Regions from separate parts of the Homo sapiens genome. Here region 2 is linked to region 1. Evidence: read pairs that join two places in POLR2A ChIA-PET (ENCODE). Cell type or tissue: K562. All regions are shown on one strand. Each heading gives the region's core, and the rest is flanking DNA. Links, peaks and the distances in the headings are about the cores only. Region 1 overlaps GDPD5 (glycerophosphodiester phosphodiesterase domain containing 5). Region 2 overlaps MAP6 (microtubule associated protein 6).

Region 1 (7,728 bases), core at 2,642-5,141:
CGGGCACAATGACTCATGCCTGTAATCTCAGCACGTTGGGAGGCCAAGGCGGGCAGATCATGTGAGTCCAGGTGTTCAAGACCAGCCTGGACAACATGAAAAAACCCCATCTCTACAAAAACTACAAAAAATTAGCCAGGTGTGGTGGCATATGCCTGTGGTCCCAGCTACTCGGGAGGCTGAGGTGGGAAGATTGCTTGAGCCTGGGAGGTGGAGGTTGCAGTGCAGTGAGCCGAGATCACATTTTACCCCATTCTGTAAAATGGGGTAACTCTAACCTCATCAGGTCTTTCTGAGGATGCAATGAGATGATGAACATAAGAGGGCTCAAAGCTCTACCTAAACATGAGGGTTGCTTCCTGGGAGACCACATCTCTAGCTGGGAGACCACTGCACTCCAGGCTGGGCAACAGAGTGAGACTCTGTCTCAAAAAAAAAAGAATCTCTGGGAATAATTCAATTCATACAGTAAGAGGATGTGAGTGACAGCCAGGGATCAGCACTGGATGAGGAGGGCCAGGGAGGGCCGTCTTGGCTGTTGCTGTCCTCAAGGACTCCCTGCTAAAAGTGGTCACACTTGAGAGACAAATGGAACCAGAACATCTTTCAGGAATAGTTATCAGGAGCAAGTCTTGCCCCTCTTCAGGCCTCAGTTTCCCAACGGTATGGTAAGGTGAGTGCATTCAGTGATCTGCCAGGCAGTAGATTTTCCCCTGGACTCTGAGGATGAGGGCCAGGGAGGGCAGATGCCCCATGGGTTCCTCCCGGTGTCCCTTCCCAGCTGTCTGGCAAGGTCCCAGATGACAGCAGGCTGAAGCTGCCCAGCGCTCAGATTTTCTGATGACCTTGAACAAGTTGCTGCCTCTTTTGAGCCTCAGTTTCCCCCTTTGTACAAGGAGGATGTGAGTAGTTCATTCTTTTTTTTTTTTTTTTTTGAGACAGTCTCGCTCTGTCACCCAGGCTGGAGTGCAGTGGTATGATCTCAGCTCACTGCAAGCTCCGCCTCCCAGGTTCACGCCATTCTCCTGCCTCAGCCTCCCAAGTAGCTGGAACTACAGGTGTCTGCCACCACTCCTGGCTAATTTTTTGTATTTTTAGTAGAGACGGGGTTTCACCGTGGTCTTGATCTCCTGACCTCGTGATCTGCCCGCCTCAGCCTCCCAAAGTGCTGGGATTACAGGCGTGAGCCACCGCGCCCAGCCGGATGTGGGTAGTTCATTCTTTCTGGAGAGCATCTAAGCAGTATCTATCATGCCCCTTAAAAATTTCAATCCCACCAGCCACAGTGGTATGTGCCTATAGTCCCAGGTACTGGGGAGGCTGAGATGGGAGGATTGCTTGAGCCCAGGAATTCAAGTTCACCCTGGGCAACATAGCAAGACCCTGTCTCAAAAAAAAAAAAAAAAAATTCATTCTCTTTGACCCTATAATTGTATCTGTAGGAATCTATCCTAAGGAAGTAATCAAAAATACAGAAAGATATGTATAAAAATTTCATTTTTATGTTAATTTATAATTGTGAAGAATTAGAAACTATTTCATGCCACTAGTAGGAAGCTGGCTACATATGGTACATTAATTCAGTGGAAAACCACGTGGCTATTTTAAAAATCACATTTTCTCAGGATTTTTACTGGCATAAGTAAATGCTTGTGTTGAGAAGACAGTTGGCCAGGTGTGGTGGCTCACGCCTATAATCCCAGCACTTTGGGAGGCTGAGGTAGGAGGATCACCTGAGCTCAGGAGTTTGAGATCAGCCTGGGAAACATGGCAAGACCCTGCCTCTACAAAAAATACAAAAAAAATTAGCCCGATATTTTGGTGGGTGCCTATGGTCCCAGCTGAGGTAGGAGGATTGCTTGAGCCCAGGAGGTCAAAGCTTCAGTGAGCCATGTTCGCATCCCTGCACTCCAGCCTCAGTGACAGAGACCCTGTCTCAAACAAACAAACAAAAACAAAGAGAGTTTATTGAGTAGTTACCATGCATCTCACCTCACTTCATCCTCATGAGACCCCATGAAAGGCACTTTTTATTTATTTATTTTATTTATTTATTTATTTATTTATTTTTGAGACAGAGTCTCACACTGTCGCCCAGGCTGGAGTGTAGTACTGCGATCTCTGCTCATTGCAAGCTCTGCCTCCCAGGTTCACCCCATTCTCCTGCCTCGGCCTCCCGAGTAGCTGGGACTACAGACGCCTGCCACAACGCCCGGCTAATTTTTTGTATTTTTAGTAGAGATGGGGTTTCACCATGTTAGCCAGGATGGTCTCGATCTCCTGACCTCGTGATCCGCCCGCCTCAGCCTCCCAAGTGCTGGGATTACAGGCGTGAGCCACCACACCTGGCTTCAAAAGGCACTTTCTTATCCCCATCCTATAGGTGAGGAAACTAAGGCTCAGAGAAGTCAAGTATTACATTCGATCAATTCTAAGACCCCCAATTTTCACATCTTAACATTGAAGTTGAGATGACAGTGACAATCGATGGCATCTTAGAATCAGTGAAGCCTGTCCTCCACAAGGTCCTACAAGACAGTGAAAAGCAGAGACGAGAGGGGATGTGAATCCAGCCTGTGTGCCTCACTCCAAAGCCTGTGCTCCTGACCGTGTTGCTTTGTGCAGCGGGGTCCTGGCTTTGCTGTTTATACAAACATATAGGCATGGGGGCGGGGGAACCCACAGGAGGAAGATCCAGCACAGCCTTGGTAATGATTACTTCTGGCCAATAGGATTATGGGGCATTATTTTCTCCTTTACATTTCTTGGTCCCCGGGTGGCTGCCATGAGCAGGCATGGTAGAGCATCAGGCAGACGCTGAGCCTTATTGCTAGGTGGGCACAGCCTGGTCACTGAGCCCAGCCTGTCGTCTGTGTGGAGGCTCAGACCATCCTGATTCCTGGGCCAGGTAGTGGCCTGGTGGAGGTCTGACCCCTGCCCCCTCTCCTCCTGGCAGGTACCTCTACAACCGCATGGGCTACTGGAGCGACTGGCCCGTACCCATCCTTGTGACCACAGCTGCTGCCTTCGCATACATCGCTGGCCTCCTGGTACATGGGGCTGTTTTGGAGGGCAGGTGGCCCTGCTCCCAGGGGAAGGGATACTGGCCCTGTGCTGGGCTGATGGAGGGTCCCACCCTGGTATAAAGGGGAAAGCTGTATTTGTAGGAATATTGTATTTGTAGGAATGTATCCTAAGGAAGTAATCAAAAATACAGAAAGATATGTATAACATTTTCATTTTTATCTTAATTTATAATAGCGACTAATCAGAAGCTATTTCATGCCACTAGTAGGAAGTTGGCTACATATGGCACATTAATTCAGATTTTGCCCAGGGCCTCTCGGGCTGCTGCACCTGAGGCCTGGGTCCCCCAAAGCAGGAGGTCCTCTTGCTTTTGCCCGTCTCTCTAGGCTGCCCCTTCCTGGAATGTTTGCCCCGGACCCAGTGAGAGCTGTCCTGGCCGAGAGGGCCCACTGCAGGCTTCCTCTTCCAGGAGCCTCTGCTTCAGGCTCTTGCTCCCGATATTCCACTCACTGAGATGCAGGTGGATCCCCCATGCTGGACTGGGGGCTCCTTGGGGACAGGCTCAAGTCTGTTTCAGAATCCCGGGGACTGGAACTCCCAAAATGTTTGATGAATGAAGTTGAGTAGTCCAAGTACAGCAGCACCCAGTGACCTCTTGACGGGGAATCACACAGAGGAAGAGCCTAGAGGCCTGGAATCATCTGGGAGGAGGCCAGGCTCAGGCTGGCTAGTCTGGGCTGGGCTGGGGAGGGCAGCGCATTCCCATCGCCTGGAGGGAGGTTCGCTGCCTCTGCCCAGGGTCAGGCCCAGAGCCGCAGTGGGGAGCAGGGTGTCTGAGAAACTGGCAAAGCCTTCCCGCCCACACGGGCCTGACAATCACCCTGTGGGTCCCTCCTCAGGTCCTGGCACTATGTCACATTGCCGTGGGGCAGCAGATGAACCTGCACTGGCTGCACAAGGTAAGGGCCGCCTCGGCCGGGGCTGGGAGAGAGCAAGGGAAGCTGGAGGCAGCAGCAGCAGAGGAAGGGCCTGGCCACCATGTCCCTCCCCTGGATCACCGTTAGAATTGTTCTCATAGCTAAGGCTGAGCACTCACTATGCGCCAAGCACTTTTCTCACAACCTCACCCGTCTTCATTCACTTAACCCTTACAGCAACCTTGTGATGTAGGTACTGTTATCATTCCATTTTGTGGTTGGGGAAACTGAAGTACAAAGAGGTTAAGTGATTTGCCTAAGGTCTCCCAGTTTAAACATGGAAGATCCAGGGTCCCGCAGTCATGTGATTAACCAGCAGAGCTCACAGCTCATACTGTGGCACCCACCCTCTGGGGGCCCTGCCTCGGGTCTCACCTGCCTCTTCCTTCTTTGGTGAGCTCTTTTGAAAACCCTGATCTGGCGATGGCATTCCCCAACTTAAAGCCTTTCCACCACTCCCACCGCTCCCAGGATGACCCAAACTTCCCTACCTGGCATGATCTGGCCCCTGCTGATCTCCCAACCCATCATGGGACAGTCACCCTCAGCTTCTGCTACATGAGACATCTCATGCTCTCCCAGCATGTCTGCCTCCTTCCCCCGTTTAGCACTTTGCTCTTGCCCTCCCTTTTTCTCTCGGACCCCTTCCTCAGTACCTCCCCTACATACACAGGATTCTCTCCCGGGACTTCCTCAGCCCCTGCAGCCTCCCCTGCTACATGTCTGAACAGCTATGTTTTTGTGTTTTCAGTATTCGTCTGGCTCCCTGACCCCGACCCACCCAGTCAAGGTGCTCTTTGCAGGCCAGAGTTAACCTCCATCTCCCTGTTCCCAGTGCCCCCCCTCAGGGCTGGGCCCAAAGCAGACAGGCTTCACCCATTCCGGAGCCTTAACTCTCTGCCTTACGTCCATTGCAGGCATAGTGCTGAAGTGTGTTTCTGATGCCTGGCCTTCTTGGGGCCCTGGTGGGCACAGAGTGGTACCGAGCTGACCAAGGCAGAGCCCCTCCCTCCCAGGAACATCTGGATCGTCTCCCTTTCCCCAGAGCCTGGCTCCCCGTGGGCCTGCCATTTAGGAAAGGGCAGAAATGTTCAGAAACTACCATGAGCCCATGAGATGGGGCCAGAATGACTCCAAGGGGAGGGGCTCACTTCTAGCTAGAAGACGGATGTGGAATAGGAAAGGAAGAGGGGACAGCATGAGCCTGGGTTGGGCTGTGTGGAGTGGGAGGTGCCTGTGAGCATCCAGGGAGGCACCGAGGCCGGTTTGTTACATGGGCCTGGAGCTTGGGAGTCAGACCCCAGAGACTGAAGTCTTAGAGTGGTAGGAGCCGTGAGCAGCCCCTGGTCCCCCCACCTTCCTCCTGCCCTCACTCTACTCACAGGCCTCCTCTGGGCTTCCACTATCCCCTCTGTGAGGGAGTTTCTTCTCCTGGCTGCAAAGCTGGCATTTGAAAGAACTGCACCAGCTGGCACCCCGGGTGGGGCTGGCACATGCTGTGGTCACCTTCTGGGGCCATGCCTGGCTCTCAGCAGGTAAGGTCACACATGCTTGATTCTAGTGGAGAGGCCTATAGAGCCGCTGAGCCAGCTGGAGCTGGCAGATCAATGCAAGGAAGCAGATCCCATTGTCCATGCTGGTGCCAGCTCCCAGGGTGCCTTCCTCTGCCCTCTGCCCCCTATGTGAGATCGCAGCATGAGCAGGGTCCTTTCAGGTGGAGCTGACCCAGAGCTCGACCCGCCCCACCAGGAGGGAGTTCCCCAGAGCTCAGAGTGTTCCAGCAGGGCCTGGAAATTCTCTTCTGTTTCTAAGATTCTGCCATTTGATTCTAAAATTCTAAGGACTCTTTATTCTTTTTTGTTTGCTTTAATTAACTTTTGACCATGTAATACATCGACATGATTCAAAATACAAAAAGCACAAAAAAGTATACAAAGAAAGTCTCCTCACTATCTTTCCAGACAGATTTTAAGCACATGCACATGTACATATGCATTTCCTTTTTCTTTTTTCTTTAAACACAAACAGTCGCCTACTCCACCCTCTGTTCCGCACCTTAACAGAATTCTTGGAGCTCCTTCTTCGCTGCATTAAAGCATCCCTGTTGGTATCCATCCCTTGCTCCTGCTCCCTGGTCTGGATATTCCCTGATTCCCTAGGCGTCTAGCCAGTTCCCTGTTGATAGACCGGATCGACATCCCAGCTGCTTTCTGTCTTTTGCCAGGACGATGTGGTGGTGACCTGGGAGAGGAATTTCTGGGTGAAGAATGTGTACTTTCATCATTTTGATCTTGCCAAATGGCCTCCTTGCCAAGTGCCTCCGATTCATGCTCTCTTAGCAATGGATAGTTGTTCTATAAAAACACCCTTGCCCATAAAGCATCAGCTGATTTATTGGCTTTTGTCAGCCTGATGGGTGAAAAGTGGTACCTTGCTGTAGTTTTCATTTGCATTTCCCTTCGGGTGAGTTAGATTCGGCATTTTTCACATGTTTGAGTAACTTGTGTTTTCTTTTCTATAAAACTGTCTCTTCATATCTTTTGCCATTTTTGCCATTGCTTTTTGCTTATTCATTTGCAGGAACTCTTTATAGATGTGGGAAATTAGCCATTTGGCTAACAAACTGCAAATAATTCTTCCTAGTTTGTCATTCATCCTTGGACTTTGCTCATTGCGTTTTTACCATGGGGATATATATTTTTTTATTCTTACATACTTGAATCTGTCATCTCTTGATGACTCCTTGGTTTTGTGTCAGACTCAGAAAGGTCTTTCCCACTCCAAGATTATAAAAATTTTTCTATGGTGTCACTTGGTAATTATATATTTCCACGTTTTTAACATTTAATTTTTTCTCTTTTTGGAAGCTATTTTGGGGTATAGTGTGATCTTACTCTGTTCTTTTTAGATGGCTTCCCAACGTTTCCAACTCTCTCTACTGAGAATTTGTCCTTTATTCATTTGAGATGCTATTTTTATCATATACTAAATTTTCTTTATGTATTTGGATCTATTTATGAATTTTTTGCTTATTTTCATTTATCTATCTGGTCTTACATCAGCAACATAGCACTCTAAAGACCACAGTTTTATAGTATGTTTGTATTTTTTTTTTTTTTTTTAGAGACAGTCTTGCTGTGTCGCCCAGGCTGGAGTGCAGTGGCACGATCTTGGCTCACTGCAAGCTCCACCTCCTGGGTTCACCCCATTCTCCTGCCTCAGCCTCCCGAGTAGCTGGGACTACAGGCACCGGCCACCAGCCCAGCTAATTTTTTTGTATTTTTAGTAGAGACGAGGTTTCACCGTGTTAGCTAGGGTGGTCTTGATCTCCTGACCTCGTGATCCGCCCACCTCGGCCTCCCAAAGTGCTGGGACTACAGGCATGATCCACCATGCCTGGCCTATAGTATGTTTTAATCATGAAGTTTGAGAGTCTCTGGTTCCCCTGGGTCCTGAGGAGGGGAGGACAGAGATGCTCAGGACAGGGTGAGAGGGAGCCATTCACAGCAGGCTGGGTGCTGAGTAGATCTGGTGCTTATGTGGGGACCTTCCTCCTCCTCCCCAGTCTGCCAAAATCTCCTGTTTCCCAGAAATCTCTCCCAGGTGAGTGTTCAGGAGAAATTGAGGTACCCAGGAGGTGAGGGAGCAGGCTGAAGGGTTCTTGGGAGCTTTACAGTAAACAGGAGGCCCTTTCCCTGAGATGCCCCCCTTCCTGCCCCACCCA
Region 2 (7,728 bases), core at 2,399-4,898, 130 kb before region 1:
CCAGGAGCATTGCCACAGCTGTTGGCTGCTTTGATGGTGCAACAGGAGACAATCTGGGAAGAAAAAAACCACGTGGATGGACTATAGGACTGGAATTGTGTGCAAGGGCAGGAATCAGTGGGAGGGAGTGAAGTCCTTTCACCATCCAGTGGAGGACAGGGCTCAGTAATCCTGCTGCTAGACTCTGGAAAGTATGGATCCAATGTCAGTGTGTGTGCACTCAGGAGGCATTACCTTGTCTCCATGGAAACAGGAAGAAGGATAGAAAATGAAGTGTCTAAGACAAGATGTCTCATATAACCTTGGAACATTAAGTTTTGCAAATAGGACAGAGCCTGGCACAGAACAGTCTGTTGTTTATTCATTCACTCAAGTATTAAGTCAGAACCCACCTGGGCTCAGGTACTGTTCATTTAAGGTACAGAGGATACAATGATGTGCAAAACTGACATGGTCCCTGCCCTCTGGACACTTCAGTCTAGTGGGAGAAACATTAATCCAAAAGAATACAAGGAATTAGCTGAGATAAGAGAGGAAAGCAAGTGCCAGGGACTAGGAGAGCCTGTAGCAGGGGGCTGGCCATGACTGTGGGGTCAGGGAAGCCTTCCCAGGGCAGTGCTTCAGTGAGCTGAGAGATGACAGCTGAGTAAACACTAGCCAGGTGAAGAGGGAACAAGAGAATATTCCAGGAGCAGACAGCTGCATGTGCAAAAGCTGTAAAATGGGAAGGAGCAGGGCGTGCCGAAGGAACAGAATGCTGGGCACAGAAAGCCAGGAAAGGCAGGAAGGAGAGGGGTGAAGGGGTAAGGAAGTGGGTAGATTGGCCAGCTAGGTGGGGCTGTGTAACACATTTTCTTCTTTGTTCTTGGTACAAGGAGAAGGTATTGAAAGGTTGTGAGCAAAGAAGGGACAAGATAGGGTTTGCTCTCTTAAAAGATCATTCTGATTTCTGTATGAAGAATGGGTTGGAGGAGAGCAAGAATACATGGAACAGGGGACAGCAGTCAGGAGGCTGTGACAGTGGTCCAGGTAGATGATGGCATAGCAGGTGGTAGGGGAAGGGAGGGAGGGAAAGAAGTGGGAATATTCAAGAGATAAATGTTAGGAGCTGAAATCAATGGGACCTGATGGATGGGGTGAGGGTTTTGAGGGAGAGGGAGGTATCAAGGATGAATCTGAGTTTCTGGCAGGGGCTAAGGAATAGAGGATGAACCAGCTTTCAGCAACAATAACTTTTAAATCTTTCCATTTTGCCTTCTTTGTTTCAGATACTGTGCTGGGCATTGGGGCTGCAGGCAAGGAGGTTGGCCCCTGTCTTCAGGGAGCTCTCTGTCTAGCAGGGGGAGCCTGGCCTGCAGTGGGGATATGTGAGAAAGCGGAGAGAGAGACTGTGAGACGGTGCTGCAGCAGGGATGCAAACGAAACTAATCTGGAGAGACACAGGCAGGAAGACCAGGGAGGAGGTGGGAGCTGAGCGGAGCCTTCAAGGACAGGCAGGGCCTTGACAAAGAAAAGTGGGTGAAGCAGAAACAGACAGCCCGGGCTGGCAGTGTGCAAAACAGCATGAGAGGATGATGCAGGGAAAATGGGGTTCCCCCAGGACTGCTGTGAGGGTTGAATGACATAAGGCAACAGACGCATGAGCATTTTAGTAAACTGCTATCACAGTTATTACAGAAGTGGACTTATTTGTGCACTATCCAAGCACTCTGAAAATATCAAGAATTGTTATTCCAGACGCCCACCTAGCAAAATTTTCTGTTGTAATAATCCCTGACATTTATATCGTTATCCCCACTTGATAGGTGGGGAAACTGAGGTCTATGGTGGTTAAACAATTGCCCAAGACCTTTCAGGCAATAAGCAGCACAGAAACCAAGGTCAGCCCAGCAGGTCATTGTACTTTCTGAGAGGTTAGTGCTTTCGGGGTGCACAGGCTGGGAGAAGGCGCCCGTGGCATATGCTGTCTTGAGAACATATGCTGCTGACCCAGGGCACCAGATTTGGTTGTGCAGGTTGGGCCATGCCCAAGGACAGCTGGCCTGTGGCCTGAGTGGGCTGAATGCAGCCTGCTTCTGCTCCCCAAGCCACGAACCAGCTTCCACCCTGAGGGGGTGGCTTTGCCTCATTCATACCAGCCTCACGGAGGAGGTGGGGCACTTTACAGATGGGAGACTGGCAGGCAACTGGAACCATGTGAGGACCAGTCAGTGTCAGTGAGGATTTCACGGTGCCCTTGCGTGCAGTTTCGTGCATAGAAAAACTGTCCAGGCTGCTTGGATTTTAAAGATGAATGCTTAATAAAAAGTAACAAAAATAAAATTAGTAAAATGTAACAATCTCTTTTAAGGAGGATGTTATAGCTTAATTCAATTACCCTAAATATAAATTAAATTATGAATAATTTTAAATAAATTAAGATTAAAAATATGGTGACCATTGGCTTGTCATAAAAGTTCCATCGTTGTTTAAAAATGTGTAAAACTGTCATATCTTTCAGCTTTAGGTTATACATCTAATTTAATTATTCCGTTACACATTTTATATTGGGATTACAAAGCTAATCTGTTAGACATTCTAATACGCTAAATTATCTTAAACATTACAAATACCTTTGAACTAAATCTATGCACATTTTTCCTAAACTTTTTTCTTTTTTTTTTTCCTGGAGCCAGTGTCTCACTGTGTCACCCAGGTTAGAGTGCAGTGGTGTGATCTCAGCTCACTGCCACCTCCACCTCCTGGGCTAAAACGATTCTCCCACCTCAACCTCCTGAGTAGCTGGGACTACAGGCACCTGCCACCACACCCAGCTAATTTTTGTATTTTTAGTAGAGATGGGGTTTCACCATGTTAGCCAGGCTGATCTCGAACTCCTGACCACAAGTGATCTGCCCGCCTCGGCCTCCCAAAGTGCTGGGATTACAGGGTTTTTCTTAAACTTAATATTAAAAAAGTAATATTGGGGACTTGATTTAATTCATCATTTTAATCTTAATTATAACCTTCCCATGATTAAAGATACCCACTAAAGAAAAAAGTTTTCTAACCTAAGCAATATGGGGTTATGTATCCATGCAAAGTTGAGGCTAGCTCACAACTGGCTCATTAAACAGAAGAGCCCATTAAACAGAAATTTGGTAGGTGGCACAGGAGCCAATGCTGTAGATATCCAAGGAAATGTACTTCCTGGCCCAGGCTGCAGGGCTGGCCTTCTTTGTGACCTCCAGGCCAGCAGGAGACTCCAGGCCCATGTCCTACCCTTGGGATAGGTTCTGCAGCCCAAGCCCCTGAGATGGAGTTAAGCTCCCTTTTTTTTCTTTTGTCCCTTCTCAGCTTCCTCACCCTGTTGGGAGGACACCACCCAGGTCGCTTCACAATCTAAGAGAATACACCTAATCAATTTCCTGCTTGGCTCTGTTCTGAATTCGGTTTTTCTTTTTTCCTCTCTGACCAGCCACCAGTGACTGGAGGTATTTTAATGCCATTTTTGGATTCCACATGCTTCTCACAGCCTTGCCTGGCTCTCTTCTCAAACACTAAGGTCCTACTGATAGCAGCCAACTGTGTCTATCTGGCCAGAGCAGCTGTGTTCCATATCATGCTGAGCCAGAGAGCTGCCCTGGCCCCTTCCACTGTGATGCTCAGGGACAGCCAGGGGAACTAGATGGAGAGGTTGCCTGTGCTGTGTGGACTCTGCTGAGAAATACCAGTCCCTGGGTGGCTCAGGATGCTAAATACAGTAAAAAGCTTCTGCATCAGGACAACACAGAAGAATAAAAGCAGTCCAAATACACATAATTTTACTTCTAAGTAAACAGAAAAACAACCATAATACTACCCAATAATACCATAGTACAAGGTGCTCTAGGTGCTGACCTCTAATCATTATAGATTTCTGAGTAAATATCATTATACCCAATAAATAGAGTAATAGTAATAGTCACCTTGCATTGAGCACCTACTATGTGCCAGGCACACTAAGGGAAAGAGCACAGGATCCAGGAGCGGAAGGATCCAGATGCTAGTCCGTGGGGGTCCCCTCACTTTCCCCATCACTTGTCCTCTCATGACCTCATTTTCTTCATCAGACAAGTAAGGGTAAGAAAATCCTTCCTGTGTGCTTCACAGGGCTGCTCTGTTGCTGAAATGAGCTATAAAAGGGAGCCATTCGGAAAGCTGGATGTGTTGTAGGCGTGCAAGGGCCTGTGATGCTTGCTGAGCAATGCCACTCTCTCGACTTCCAACATGGCCTGCAAGGAAGGAGTGTGCACTCTAAACCAGAGGGCTCCAGGCTGGCCGGGTCTAAGTGTGGCAATGCTTGCCTTTGAGTGTTAGTGTTGTCACACGCTCTCCACAGTGTGGGTGGGCCAGGGGATGAGGCAGACGGCCACAGTGAGGCGAGGGAACAGTGCCTGAGGATTCTGATGAAAGACTGGGACTCTTGGCTATAGGGAAATAAGCCCAAGAGCCTGGAAGTTGGTGAGGGCAAAGGTCTCAGGAGAGCAGAGAGAGCCAGAAGTGGGAATGGAGTTAGGGGATCAGGGCCTCATCCCTACCTGAAAGCGGAGTCCCATTGAGTCACCTAGCAAAGGTTGGGGGTAGTGGGAGTGGTGCATGCAATCACAGGGCGCACTGTCTATGGAGAATTTAAAGCAATAAAGCTAAAAGCTGCCTGTAGTCCAGCTATTCAGGAGGCTGAGGTGGGAGGATCACTTGAGGTCAGGAGCTGGAGAACAGCCTAGGTGACATAGTGAGGCCCCGTCTCTACAAAAACAAATAACAAAAAACTAATAGCTGGCCTGCTTTTTATTATCACTATATGCTGCTCATTCTATACAATGTCAGTGATAAAATACTTTTCCCCTTGCAGGAGAGGGAGAGAGGGGCATTCCCACTGCTTCCTTTCCTGGTATGCCATGGACCCCTTGCCCCTTCTTGCAGCCAGCACTTAACAAGGGGGTCAGGGAGTCAGGGAGGCAAAAGAACTTTGAAGGCCCTGAGAACAAGAAAAGAGCACCCTGGCCTGTGGGGGCATCTGGTGGGCAGCTGAGATGGGGCTCCCAGGATGGGCCCAACGATCCTAGAAGAAAAAGTAGGGACCTGGATGGAATGTGGGGTGGACGGGCTGCTGGGATGCCTACTGGATGACTCCGAGTCCAGCTACAGTACTGCCATTGTCACCAGCGTGCCACCCCCTGTGCCACGTGCAGGTTATAATCAATTGGCAAGCACATTGAATGACTGATTCCTGAGCCTTCACCTCACCCCCCTCCCTCACCCCCGCCCACATTCTGTACTAAGAACACAGAAATCATATTCTCCTGGCTCTCCAGCAAGAGCTGCCCGGCCCAGGCTCCACTAGGCCAAGACTTATTAGGCAATCTGTACTCTGCCCTGTCCCTGCCTGAGCTCTACTCTCACAGTGATCACCTCTCTCTCCTTTGCAGGAGCCTGGCTCAACCCGTCAGTGATTCAAGTAAGACTCAAGGTCCTGTAGCCACAGAGCCAGACAAGGATCAAGGTTCTGTGGTCCCAGGCCTTCTGAAAGGTCAAGGTCCTATGGTGCAAGAGCCTCTGAAGAAGCAAGGTTCTGTGGTCCCAGGGCCTCCAAAGGATCTAGGTCCCATGATCCCATTACCAGTCAAGGATCAAGATCACACGGTCCCTGAGCCTTTAAAGAATGAAAGCCCTGTTATCTCAGCACCAGTCAAGGACCAAGGTCCCTCGGTCCCAGTTCCTCCAAAGAATCAAAGTCCTATGGTTCCAGCAAAAGTTAAGGATCAAGGCTCTGTGGTACCAGAGTCTCTAAAGGATCAAGGTCCTAGGATTCCTGAGCCTGTGAAGAATCAAGCTCCTATGGTCCCAGCACCTGTCAAGGATGAAGGTCCCATGGTCTCAGCATCTGTCAAGGATCAAGGTCCCATGGTCTCAGCACCTGTCAAGGATCAAGGTCCCATAGTCCCAGCACCTGTCAAGGGTGAAGGTCCCATAGTCCCAGCACCTGTCAAGGATGAAGGTCCCATGGTCTCAGCACCTATCAAGGATCAAGATCCCATGGTCCCAGAGCATCCGAAGGATGAAAGTGCCATGGCCACAGCACCCATAAAGAATCAAGGTTCCATGGTCTCTGAGCCTGTAAAGAATCAAGGTTTAGTGGTCTCAGGGCCAGTCAAGGATCAAGATGTTGTAGTCCCAGAGCATGCAAAGGTTCACGATTCTGCAGTTGTGGCACCTGTAAAGAATCAAGGTCCTGTGGTCCCCGAGTCCGTGAAGAATCAAGACCCCATTCTCCCAGTACTAGTTAAGGATCAAGGCCCCACAGTCCTACAGCCTCCAAAGAATCAAGGTCGTATAGTCCCTGAACCTCTGAAGAATCAAGTTCCTATAGTCCCAGTGCCTCTGAAGGATCAAGATCCTCTGGTGCCAGTACCAGCAAAGGACCAAGGTCCTGCAGTCCCTGAACCTCTGAAGACTCAAGGTCCCAGGGACCCTCAGCTACCTACTGTCTCACCTCTACCCCGAGTCATGATCCCAACTGCCCCCCATACGGAATACATTGAGAGCTCCCCTTGACACTCACCCCTTGACACACCAATGAAGGAGCTGACAGTGAGAGTGCTCCCCTCCCAGGGGCAGTGAAGACACATATTTAATCTGCATGAAACATGTACAGTAGTCTTGCTGGAATCTAATAAAAATGGTCCCTCTGGCTCAGCAATGTTTCTCTCTGTCTCTGTTGGGCAGGGGTGCATACATGTGTATAGGTGGGCCTGTCAGGCTCTGCATTCACCCGTCTGGACCAGAGGGGTCTGAGAAGCACCAGTTCCTGTGAGTTGTCAGCATGAGATGGGAGTGGGTAGGCGATGCTAGATGGAAACAGGACCCCATCACGGAGGTGGGCAGGATAAGGCAAGGGTCAGATACCATGACAGCCTCACAAGAGGTGCCAAATCCCAGCAGGCTGAGCCCTGGGTAGCTGAGTTGAAGCCTGCAGATGAAACAGGAGCAGGGACCCACCTGGCACAGGGGAATTCTGGATGACAGTTGTTTGCCAAGAGCTCAGCCTTAAAGCTCATCCAGGGGTCAAACTTCTTGAGGAAACCAGGCTCTGATCATAAGTCTCAGGACACTGTATAACCTAACACCTGCTAATCCTCATTCAATATCCATGACAGCTCAACTGAGAGCTTCTAAAGAATATACCTAGAGCCAGGCACAGTGGCTCACGCCTGTAATCCCAGCACTTCGGGAGGCTTAGGTGGGTGGATCACCTGAGGTCAGGAGTTCGAGACCAGCCTGGCCAACATGGTAAAAACCCTGTCTCTACTAAAAATAAAAAAATTAGCTGGGTGCGGTGGCAGGCACCTGTAAACCCAGCTACTCAGGAGGCTGAGGCAGGAGAATCACTTGAACCTGGGAGGCAGAGGTTGCAATGAGCCGAGATTGTGCCACTGCACTCTAGCCTGGCTCCAGCCTGGGCGACAGAGCGAGACTCGGTCTCAAAAAAAAAAAGCGTGTGTATGTGTATGTATGTATGTGTGTGTGTATATATATATATACACGTATATATATATATACACGTATATATATATATATATATATATATACGTGTATATATATATGTGTGTGTGTGTGTATGTATATCTGAAGTCCCCATTCATTTCTCCGTGCAGCAAGCTTGTCCTTAGCATGCACTTTGTGCCAGGCTCAGTGCTGAGCACTGGG

What was found. Peaks named below come from ENCODE experiments on the same cell type or tissue, not always from the same donor. Only the 100,000 strongest peaks of a DNase experiment are listed, where the experiment ranks them.
Region 2: POLR2A ChIA-PET joins it to region 1 with 5 read pairs; 3 of 35 experiments call an interaction of 5 or more read pairs at or near these places.

What each region holds. Positions count from the first base shown.
Region 1 is chr11:75,453,015-75,460,742 of GRCh38, reverse strand. GDPD5 (glycerophosphodiester phosphodiesterase domain containing 5) reads left to right here. Exons shown (of 17, transcript NM_030792.8): 5 at 2,957-3,050; 6 at 3,927-3,986. Among named protein-coding and RNA genes, the nearest start is that of KLHL35, 24 kb to the right of the region's middle. RefSeq lists an enhancer at 3,806-4,404. In K562, for the core only: no CTCF peak of the experiment used is centred there; no DNase peak of the experiment used is centred there.
Region 2 is chr11:75,585,907-75,593,634 of GRCh38, reverse strand. MAP6 (microtubule associated protein 6) reads left to right here. Exons shown (of 4, transcript NM_033063.2): 4 at 5,451-6,717. The coding sequence ends at 6,576. The region is part of intron 1 of MAP6-AS1 (MAP6 antisense RNA 1); the gene reads right to left. Among named protein-coding and RNA genes, the nearest start is that of MAP6-AS1, 6.6 kb to the right of the region's middle. In K562, for the core only: no CTCF peak of the experiment used is centred there; a DNase peak (open chromatin) is centred at 3,594.